2 separate regions of the Homo sapiens genome follow, and region 1 is linked to region 2. A link is a loop called in an ENCODE intact Hi-C map of the cell type or tissue named here. Cell type or tissue: dorsolateral prefrontal cortex. All regions are shown on one strand. Each heading gives the region's core, and the rest is flanking DNA. Links, peaks and the distances in the headings are about the cores only. Region 1 overlaps SHQ1 (SHQ1, H/ACA ribonucleoprotein assembly factor). Region 2 overlaps PPP4R2 (protein phosphatase 4 regulatory subunit 2).

What was found. Peaks named below come from ENCODE experiments on the same cell type or tissue, not always from the same donor. Only the 100,000 strongest peaks of a DNase experiment are listed, where the experiment ranks them.
Region 1: a loop joins it to region 2, with 5 times the contacts of the local background. A loop is called at or near these places in 31 of 110 quality-filtered maps.

What each region holds. Positions count from the first base shown.
Region 1 is chr3:72,835,506-72,839,905 of GRCh38, reverse strand. The region is part of intron 4 of SHQ1 (SHQ1, H/ACA ribonucleoprotein assembly factor); the gene reads left to right. Among named protein-coding and RNA genes, the nearest start is that of SHQ1, 11 kb to the left of the region's middle. In dorsolateral prefrontal cortex, for the core only: no CTCF peak of the experiment used is centred there; a DNase peak (open chromatin) is centred at 2,795.
Region 2 is chr3:73,054,377-73,058,776 of GRCh38, reverse strand. All of the region lies in intron 3 of PPP4R2 (protein phosphatase 4 regulatory subunit 2), which reads right to left. Among named protein-coding and RNA genes, the nearest start is that of EBLN2, 5.1 kb to the left of the region's middle. RefSeq lists a silencer at 2,922-3,122. In dorsolateral prefrontal cortex, for the core only: CTCF peaks have their summits at 2,014 and 2,213 (motif pointing right); no DNase peak of the experiment used is centred there; H3K4me3 peaks cover 578 bases; H3K27ac peaks cover 1,684 bases.

The DNA of each region.
Region 1 (4,400 bases), core at 315-4,314, 220 kb after region 2:
ACCTGTAGTCCCAGCTACTCAGGAGGCTGAGGCAGGAGAATCCCTTGAACCCGGGAAGCAGAGGTTGCAGTGAGCTGAGATCTCGCCACTGCACTCCAGCCTGGGCAACAGTGTGAGACTCTGTCTCAAAGAACAAACACAACAAAACAAAACCTGTTTAGAATGTGGTTTATTATCTTAAGACATATTTGAATTTACGAAGGAGAGGGAAAAGACCTGGGTTCTGGTCCCGCTCCTACCTCTGTTAAGATTTGGGATACCAGGCCAGTTATTTGACCACAAGTAAGTTTTGTCTCCTCTTTGGAAAGTGGAGATAAATTTGCCCACCTACTTTATAAGGCTGTCTTGAAAATTTAAAAAGATAATGCATGTGAAAACTCTTTGGAAAGTGTAGAATGCTGTAAAGACTCCTGCCTTTGAAAAATATAAAATGGTCTCAAAATTCCTTAAAGGGAACAACATTGAGATTTACTTAGGAGCAAATGCTGGTGAAATAGCCTTCCTTCTAAAAACTTAGGTGTTTTTCTGCTGAGTTGTGGTCTGCCCATATTCTCTGCTTGATCACAATCGCTGGTGATCTCAGAGGTAATTAGAGTAGAGTCAGTTTTGTCTGTAGCAGGAACTACAGTGAATGGCCCTCAATTGTTGGCCAAGAGATAGTTTGTGGTCAGGCTGTTTTGGGCTTGCCAATCTAACGCTGTACATGAATGATAATAAATGTCACACAGGCTAAGTATGGATTTTACATTTACATTAGAAGTGCTTCTTTGAGGCCAGGGATTTGTTACTTAATTGTTGCTTCTGTTTACGGAAAATCCTTTTGAAAGATTTCTGACAGGTTGCTGAGATGTTGTAGGAATGCCATAATGTGAGCCTAGAATGAGTGCCTTTTAGGTCAGAAATTCTTGTATCTTGAAAATGTTCACTTAATAATTTAGGTTTTTTTTTTTTTTTAAGCTGCTATACTTTCTTTTTGGATGTCTTAACTAATGTATCAAATACCTAGACATCTATTACTTAGGTTAAAAACATTAAACATTAACCAATATAGTTGACTCCTGTCTAATCCCTTTTTGTTTACATCCCTCTGTTTCCCATCAGAAATAAACCACTGTGGCTGGGTGCAGTGGCTCACACCTGTAATTCCAGCACTTTGGGAGGCTGAGGCAGGCGGGTCAGGAGTTTGAGACCAGTCTAGCCAACATGGCAAAACCCTGTCTCTACTTAAAAATACAAAAATTAGCTGAGCGTGGTGGCGCATGCCTGTAATCCCAGCCATTTTGGAGGCTGGCAGGAGAATCGCTTGAACCCAGGAGGCAGAGGTTGCAGGGAGCCGAGATTGCGCCACTGCACTCCATCCAGTCTGGGTGACAGAGTGAGACTACATCTCAAAAAAATAAAAAAGGAAATGAACCACTGAATTTAATGTTTATTATTCTAAGCTTTTAAAATGGCTTAATCATCTAAAATCATTAAACTCTTCTTCAAATTTTAATTGCAAGAGCATTGCTTTTCTAAACAATTTGAATGAATATTCCCTAATGTAGGGGAAAAACAACTGAGCATTTGGGAAAACTCTAAGGGTTTTATAACGTAAATAGTATACTACTTGTAGTACAGGTTTATAACCCCATATGTGCAATACTGGGATCACACAAAGTTCTGAAAACTAAAAGTTAAAATATTTAATTTGGTGGCAAAACTTAACCTGAACCGATACAGATTTTTAAATCCCACTTAGTGTACGTATTCAAAAATTTCCTGTAGAAGTAGTGTTTGGATATGGGCGCTGCCCCAGACATCTTAGAGGTTATTACATAAAGTATGGTGTGTGCACCATGTTACCTTTCTAAACTCTGAAAGAGTGAATCCTGAAGCTCACCTTGCTCCAGGGGATTTGGATAGCACTGTGCTGAGCACTGCGTGTGCAGCAACCAGACTTAGAAATCAAGTGTAAGCCCAAGATTCCAAAAATTGAAATGTATCCTCTTGAAGATATTAAGGTAGATAGGTTTTATGAAATATTGCCACAGAAATCTTGCATAATTGGTTAATTACTTGTAGAGTTCTTCTTCATTCACAGCTGCTGTTTATGGCAGCCGTAACAAGTGGTTCAAAACTGAGTGATCATGTAAGGTTAATAATATGACCCTAATTCTATGAGTAAAGCAGCTAGAAGAAACTGAAATGATGATCACAAATAAGAGATTTTAGAACATCTTTTCTAATTTAAAATGATTTTGAAAACTTCACCATTTTCTCAAATAGTATTTTCTCACAAGTTTATTTTTTCTAGTTCTGCCTATAGATGAAGAGATGTCCATACAGCTTCATTGACTACTCATATGAGTATTTTTACAGCTTTTTCCTCCCCCTGTAGATGAAAAATGGCTTTTTTGTTTCTAATAATAAAAGCAATACAGATTTATTATAAAAATATACAAAGAAGAAAGTAAAAAAATTATTCATAATTTCAACACTGAGGGATCTTTTCTTCATTGAATAATTTAGCCCTTTACAGAAGTCTTTCATATTTTTTTGCCTCCAACTTTTTAGACAGGATTTGTTTGTAAACATCTATATTTTATACTGATAATAAGAAAATAAAATATTTTTGCTGAAACAAATTCTCTTTGAACATTCCTCCCTCCACTCCCCATACCCAGAGATATATTCTTCCTATCCCCAGTCTTTTTTTCCTTTCTGAAATTGCTGCCAGCCACCAGGGTGCCTTTGGAAAACTGCCCTAGCTGCTCAAAGTCAGGACTTCACAACAAGCTTCTGGCAGTGGTGGCTGCCAGCAGCAACAATCCTAGAGTCTCTGGGCGCCAACCCAGCAAGCTCCTGGGACTGCTGCTGCCAGTGCTGCAGGACGCCAGGCTTGCTGGCCCTGTCCTTTTGGCTACACAGGGACCTGAGGCCATTGTTTCCGGGATACCCACTAGCCAGATGTGTTCATTGTTCTTTATTTTCTTTCTGGATTGTCTCTGCCTAACCTGTGCCTAAACTTCCATAAACTTAATTTAAATCCTACCTGACCTTTTCTTGGCAATGTCTATCTTTAAATAGCTCTAATAACTAGTGGCCATAGCAATTGTTTAAAAGAAAAAGGAACCTTTTTTTCCTACTGTAGTTGAACACTTCTCATCCTCTTTCTTCCCTTTGGTTGATTAATGCCTTCTACTTCTAAACCCCAAGCTACCTTTGCTTTTAGTTTGTTTCTGTTTCTTTTTAGAGTCCAGTTTGAACAGGGCTGCTGCATGTGACTGTGCATAGAACAAGCCTGGGTGGGGCTTGCACTGCTCTGAACACTCATGTTCTGCTGTGTACATGTTGCATGACTATAGTGGAGGCCCTGAATCTGGAGGCCAGGGGGAAGAGGAAAGAGGAAAAAGAGCTGCTTTCTTTTTTTTTTTTGAGACGGAGTCTTGCTTTGTTGCCCAGGCTGGAGTGCAGTGGCGTGATCTCAGCTCACTGCAAGCTCCGCCTCCCGGGTTCACCCCATTTTCCTGCCTCAGCCTCCCGAGTAGCTGGGACTACAGGTGCCCGCCACCACACCCGGCTAATTTTTTGTATTTTTAGTAGAGACGGGGTTTCACCGTGTTAGCCAGGATGATCTCTATCTCCTGACCTGGTGATCTGCCCGCCTTGGCCTCCCAAAGTGCTGGGATTACAGGCGTGAGCCACAATGCCTGTCCAAGAGCTGCTTTCTTATTGGTCAGTTCTCCTTCCCATGAGAGTAGAGACCTGGTCTGTGTGCTGTGTGTTTATTACTGGATTTCCACTTTGGCACCCAGAACAGTTTCTACTCCATAGCAGGCCCTCTAGCACTATTTGCAGAATAGATGATTTAATATTGGACACCGGGCACAGTGATGGGGATACAGTGAAGAAGATGATAGATGAGATCTCTACCCTCAGAGAACATTCTAGTGAGGAGATGGACAGTAATTATGTAAACACATAACAAGTAAACAGGATAATGACAGATAGTTACAGGTAAAGGGAAAGGATGGGGTGAGGTGAAAGACTGGGGGTACTACTTTGGCTAGGATGCCCAGAGAAGACTCCTTTGAGAAAGTGACATTTGCACTGAGTTCTCAATGATGAGAAGGGTACTGTAAGCGTAAAGGCTCAGGATTGGAATTGATTGACGTTATCTAGAAATGGAAAGAATAGTGAGTGGCTTGAGCGTATTTGAGCCAGAAGAGGACGGTGAACATGGGGTTGAAGAACAAGATGGGCTAGATTGTGCAGAGCTGTGCTCACAGTCTGGGGCTACTCTCAGCGCAGTTAGAGTTTTTAAATTTCTGGGGTTATGTCGGTCCATTTACCCTCTGAAATGTAGAGTTGTCTACAGAGACTCACAGGTTATACCCCATTTATGACTTTATTTCTGG
Region 2 (4,400 bases), core at 70-4,069:
ACGGGTACAAAAATATAGTTAGAATGAATAAGATCTAGTATTTGATAGCACAACAGGTTGACTACAATAATTTATCGTACATTTTAAAATAACTAAGAGTATAAGTGTACTGTTTGTAACACAAAGCATAAAGAAACGCTTGAGGTGATGGATAACCCATTTACCCTGATGTGATTATAATGCATTGTATGGCTCTATCAAAATATCTCATGTACCCCATAAATATGTAAACCTACTATTTACCAACAGAAATTCTTTTTTAAAAAAAAAGCAACTTAGAACACCCAAAATCAACAGAAAGCTTCAAAACTGAGGAAAAAATTTTTATATAATAGAAAATTCTAAATCCTGATAATTTGATTTTTAAGTTTACAAGAGAGGTAACACAAATAATAATCAAGTTGGGGGTTATTTAATATATGTATTTTTCCTCAAGTATTCTTCTGCACTCAAAGGTTTCTTTAAAATGTTCAAACAAAACTACAAATATTTTAAATGTGGTTCTGCTCCATTATTGCAATTTCATATATAATCTAAGTTTAATCCAACTTAAAATATACACAACTTTTATTTAACTTTACCAAATAATTTCACTATACCTCAATTTTTCCTTGACCACAGTAAATACAAAACTGATATAAGTTGGAACTAAAATCATTTTATAAATATTTTTAAGTTTTGAGCTCATGTAGCTATTAGCATTCATAAGAATTACAAGCTGAACAGAACAGCAAAGTTATGAGCACGAGGTACGACAAACGCAGCTAACAAATACAAACAAATCTTCAGACTTCAGTGTCTGCCATACCAATCTATTTATTCTCTTTAATGAAAAGAATTACAAAGCCTCAAATTAATAGTTAACATTCACAAAGGTCTTCATTTTTTATAGGCAGTGTGATACAGAATTTTCTTCCACCACAAGGTATAGTAGTTAGTGAGTTAAAATGCCAGGACTCAAACTCAGTCTCTCTAACTTCAAATCTCATGTCCTTTCCATTGTACCACACGTATTTTACAAAATTATAGTTGTTTATTTTCTAACTGGATAAACTACATTTGGTTCTCATATTCTTTGTGTCAATACTATTCTTATGTTCAAAGTATAAGATGTGCAAAAAATTCTGAAAGTGCTTAAAGTGCATGTTATTCATATGAGAACAAATGTTTTTAGATAAATTTGAGAGTCCAAGAATCAATCTTTTGTCTCAAACCTAAAATCGAATCCAAACCTAAAAGTGAGAAAACTGTTCTACCAAAAGACAAGGCACAGAATAAAAGATTAAATGTTTGCCTGATATTCCAAACATTCAGAAGCAACTAGAAATTCCTCTGGGTTTCTGAGGAAGAATACTTTTTTGCTTTTGAAAATCTACTCAGAGTGAAGTACAATGTCAAAATGAAGAATCCTTTTAAATGGGGAAGTACAAAGCACACCAACAGCGTTACTAAGTATGAAACAATAAGCTTATACATCTTTTGTTTCATTCCTATAAAGACAACCATTAGAAATCTATAGCTAATACACAAAACTAACTCTACTTTAAAAATGTTTAAGCATTTTCCACATGTATAACAAACAGTATTAGTTTCTCAATTGTCTGTCCGTGAAACCCAGTATTATCGTGGATTTCAGATTAGTGGTATAACTCACCTTAGCTCCTCTTCTAGTTCATGGCTCTTCAAACCTTACACACACAACACACCTAAGCTATTTCCTCATTAATCACCCCATAGTGATACTGTCATTAAAATTTATTATTCAAAATATACAAAATAGCACCAACAGTTTGGGTATTCAACAAGTGTTTGGGTATTCAAATAGTACTTAACTGAAAAATACTGTCTAGTCATTATGCTTTTTCTTCCTACTAAAATTCTTTCCCACATTAAAACCTAATGTTTTCTCACTAATTAAAATTAGTTTTAACAGATGAATATTTTAAAACTTCTTGTTTAACAACATGTACACTGAATGCTTTGGCTAATTTTCTTTAGAAATGTAAGTTAAATTGTAGCCAATTATTAATATTTTATGTGTTGTTTAATATTAATACTGCTTTGGGAGGGGGGTATGTGTTTACATAGCAATACCAGCAATGATAAAACGAGTTTAAGTTCTTAGACAATTTCAGAAGCTTTTTTCAAAAGATCCTTATTTCAAAAAGTAAAAGAAGCTTTAAAAGTCATTTTACCAAGTATCCAATAGATGGCACTAAAATGTCACACAACACTTCCTTTTCTCACACGACAGGCTAAATCCCAACCAAACACTTTCTGCAAATCAATGGATCCACTGGAAATATTAGTATGATAAATGAACGTAACAGCATTGAAAGGTCTCTTTACATACAGACTGTACTTTTAAACTTATTCCATAAATATAAGAGCCTATTATAAACTAGAAATACCAACCTTGTTCAACAGCAGTCAAAAGACATGTAAATAATTACAATTACAGTAATAAATAACAACACTGTATAAAAAGTGCCATGGAGACAGAATAAACTGTATGCCAAGCTTAGTAAGCGTGACACTGGGAAAACTTAGTGTGAGGTAGGCCTCTAAAAGGAGGCACAAGAATAAACCAGAAAAACCAGTACAAAATGAAAGCATTTGGTACAAGTATATGAAAGCTCTGCTCTCTGATACTCATCCATTAGACATAGCATACAAAATAGTTTATTCTAACTTCTGAAAATATTAAGGCTTTTCCCACACATACTAAGAAAAGCAAATATAGGGAGAGGAGCGTTAAACACACATGCCACTCATTCTCAATGAAAAGTCTATTCAGAAATCCTTAAATTTGGGGGGAAGTGGTGATCAGATGTTCATTAGCAAAGTTATACTGTAAAATAAAAAACCCTGGGCCAGGCACGGTGGCTCACGCCTGTAATCCCAGGACTTTGGGAAGCCGAAGCAGGCGATCCCCTGAGGTCAGGAGTTCAAGAACCAGCCTGGCCTGTAATCCTAGCTACTCGGGAGGCTGAGGCAAAAGAATTGCTTGAACCTGGGCGGTGGAGGTTGCAAGTTGCAGTGAGTCGAGATTGAGCCACTGCACTCCAGCCTGGGTGATAAGAGTGAGACTGTCTCCAAAAAAAAAAAAGCGTTTGGTTTACTCTGCAATGATATATCATCTGATTTATTCATATTGTAAAATGGAAAACTAAGATGATATAAGGAACTGAAAAAAGGACATGACTAGCTAGCATCTCAAATTTTTTAAAACAGTGCCTACAACATCCAGTAACATTTTTTAAACCCCCCGCCCCACACATTAAGGATCCACCTTTGCTAAATATATATATATATTTTAATACACACACACACACACACACACACACACACACACACACGCTACCCCACTAGGAGACCTTACTCAAAACTGAATTTACCTGAGTCTTCATGGGTCTCATGGGTCTTGTCTGAAAACAAGGGTTCTACAAGTACACTTCAAAGATTATCATGACGACTAAATACGACATAATGTATATGGTATATTAAATCACCTAACAGTGCCTAAAATATTTCAGAAAGTTCAATAAATCTTAGTTCTTATTGTCATCATTCCATCTACTCTTTGATAGAGATTGTGGGAAGGCACACATGGTCCAAAGACCAACAAAACCAAAAGTATAGGTCTGTCTTTAAAAATACTCCCTTTAATTCCAAGGAAAATAACTTACCCTAATTAATAGGACCACACATTTTACCTTATATATCTTAATTTAAATGCAAGCTGTCCCTATTTACTTTTTTTTAAAAGCAGAAGTCTTGTACACCTAAAAGCTATGGAAATTCAAATACCAAGAAAGTTGCTGAATATCAGGGAAAGACATCTTAACATAAAGTAGCAATTCAATGCTATTTTTTAAAAGATAAATTTTAAGTCATAAGGCTAAACACTAAAGAAATAATGTCTTAAGCATGTATTTTAACCTAAATTTCTATAAAAGTACTAAGTTGACAAGGCACTCAAAAAATAAGTGCGCACTTCATTCAGACTCTAAAAAAATCAGTTTAACTACCTTAACTTTAAATTATATAAGCAACTTTTCCACATGAAAAAGACAAAGGAATGTAACATGTAGCACAGAGGCTACTGGAGTAAACAGCTAAAGAAATGACCATAAAAATCTGACATCCTACTAAAAAAAAAGTCAAAACAGTCATTCACTTTTGTTTTACCCATGTATATGTGGATTTTACTGTCTTTTCTGACTAAATGACCACATTAGTGGTGTCTTAGTTAACAGAAATACTGAGTTAAACTTAACTGTCAACATGGAAACTAACAATATCTCTGTTACCAAAGACTAAGTTCATAATTTTGTTTACACCTACAAAGTCTTACAAAAGTCAGAAATACCATTAGAATCCTGTGATACTAGCTTTAC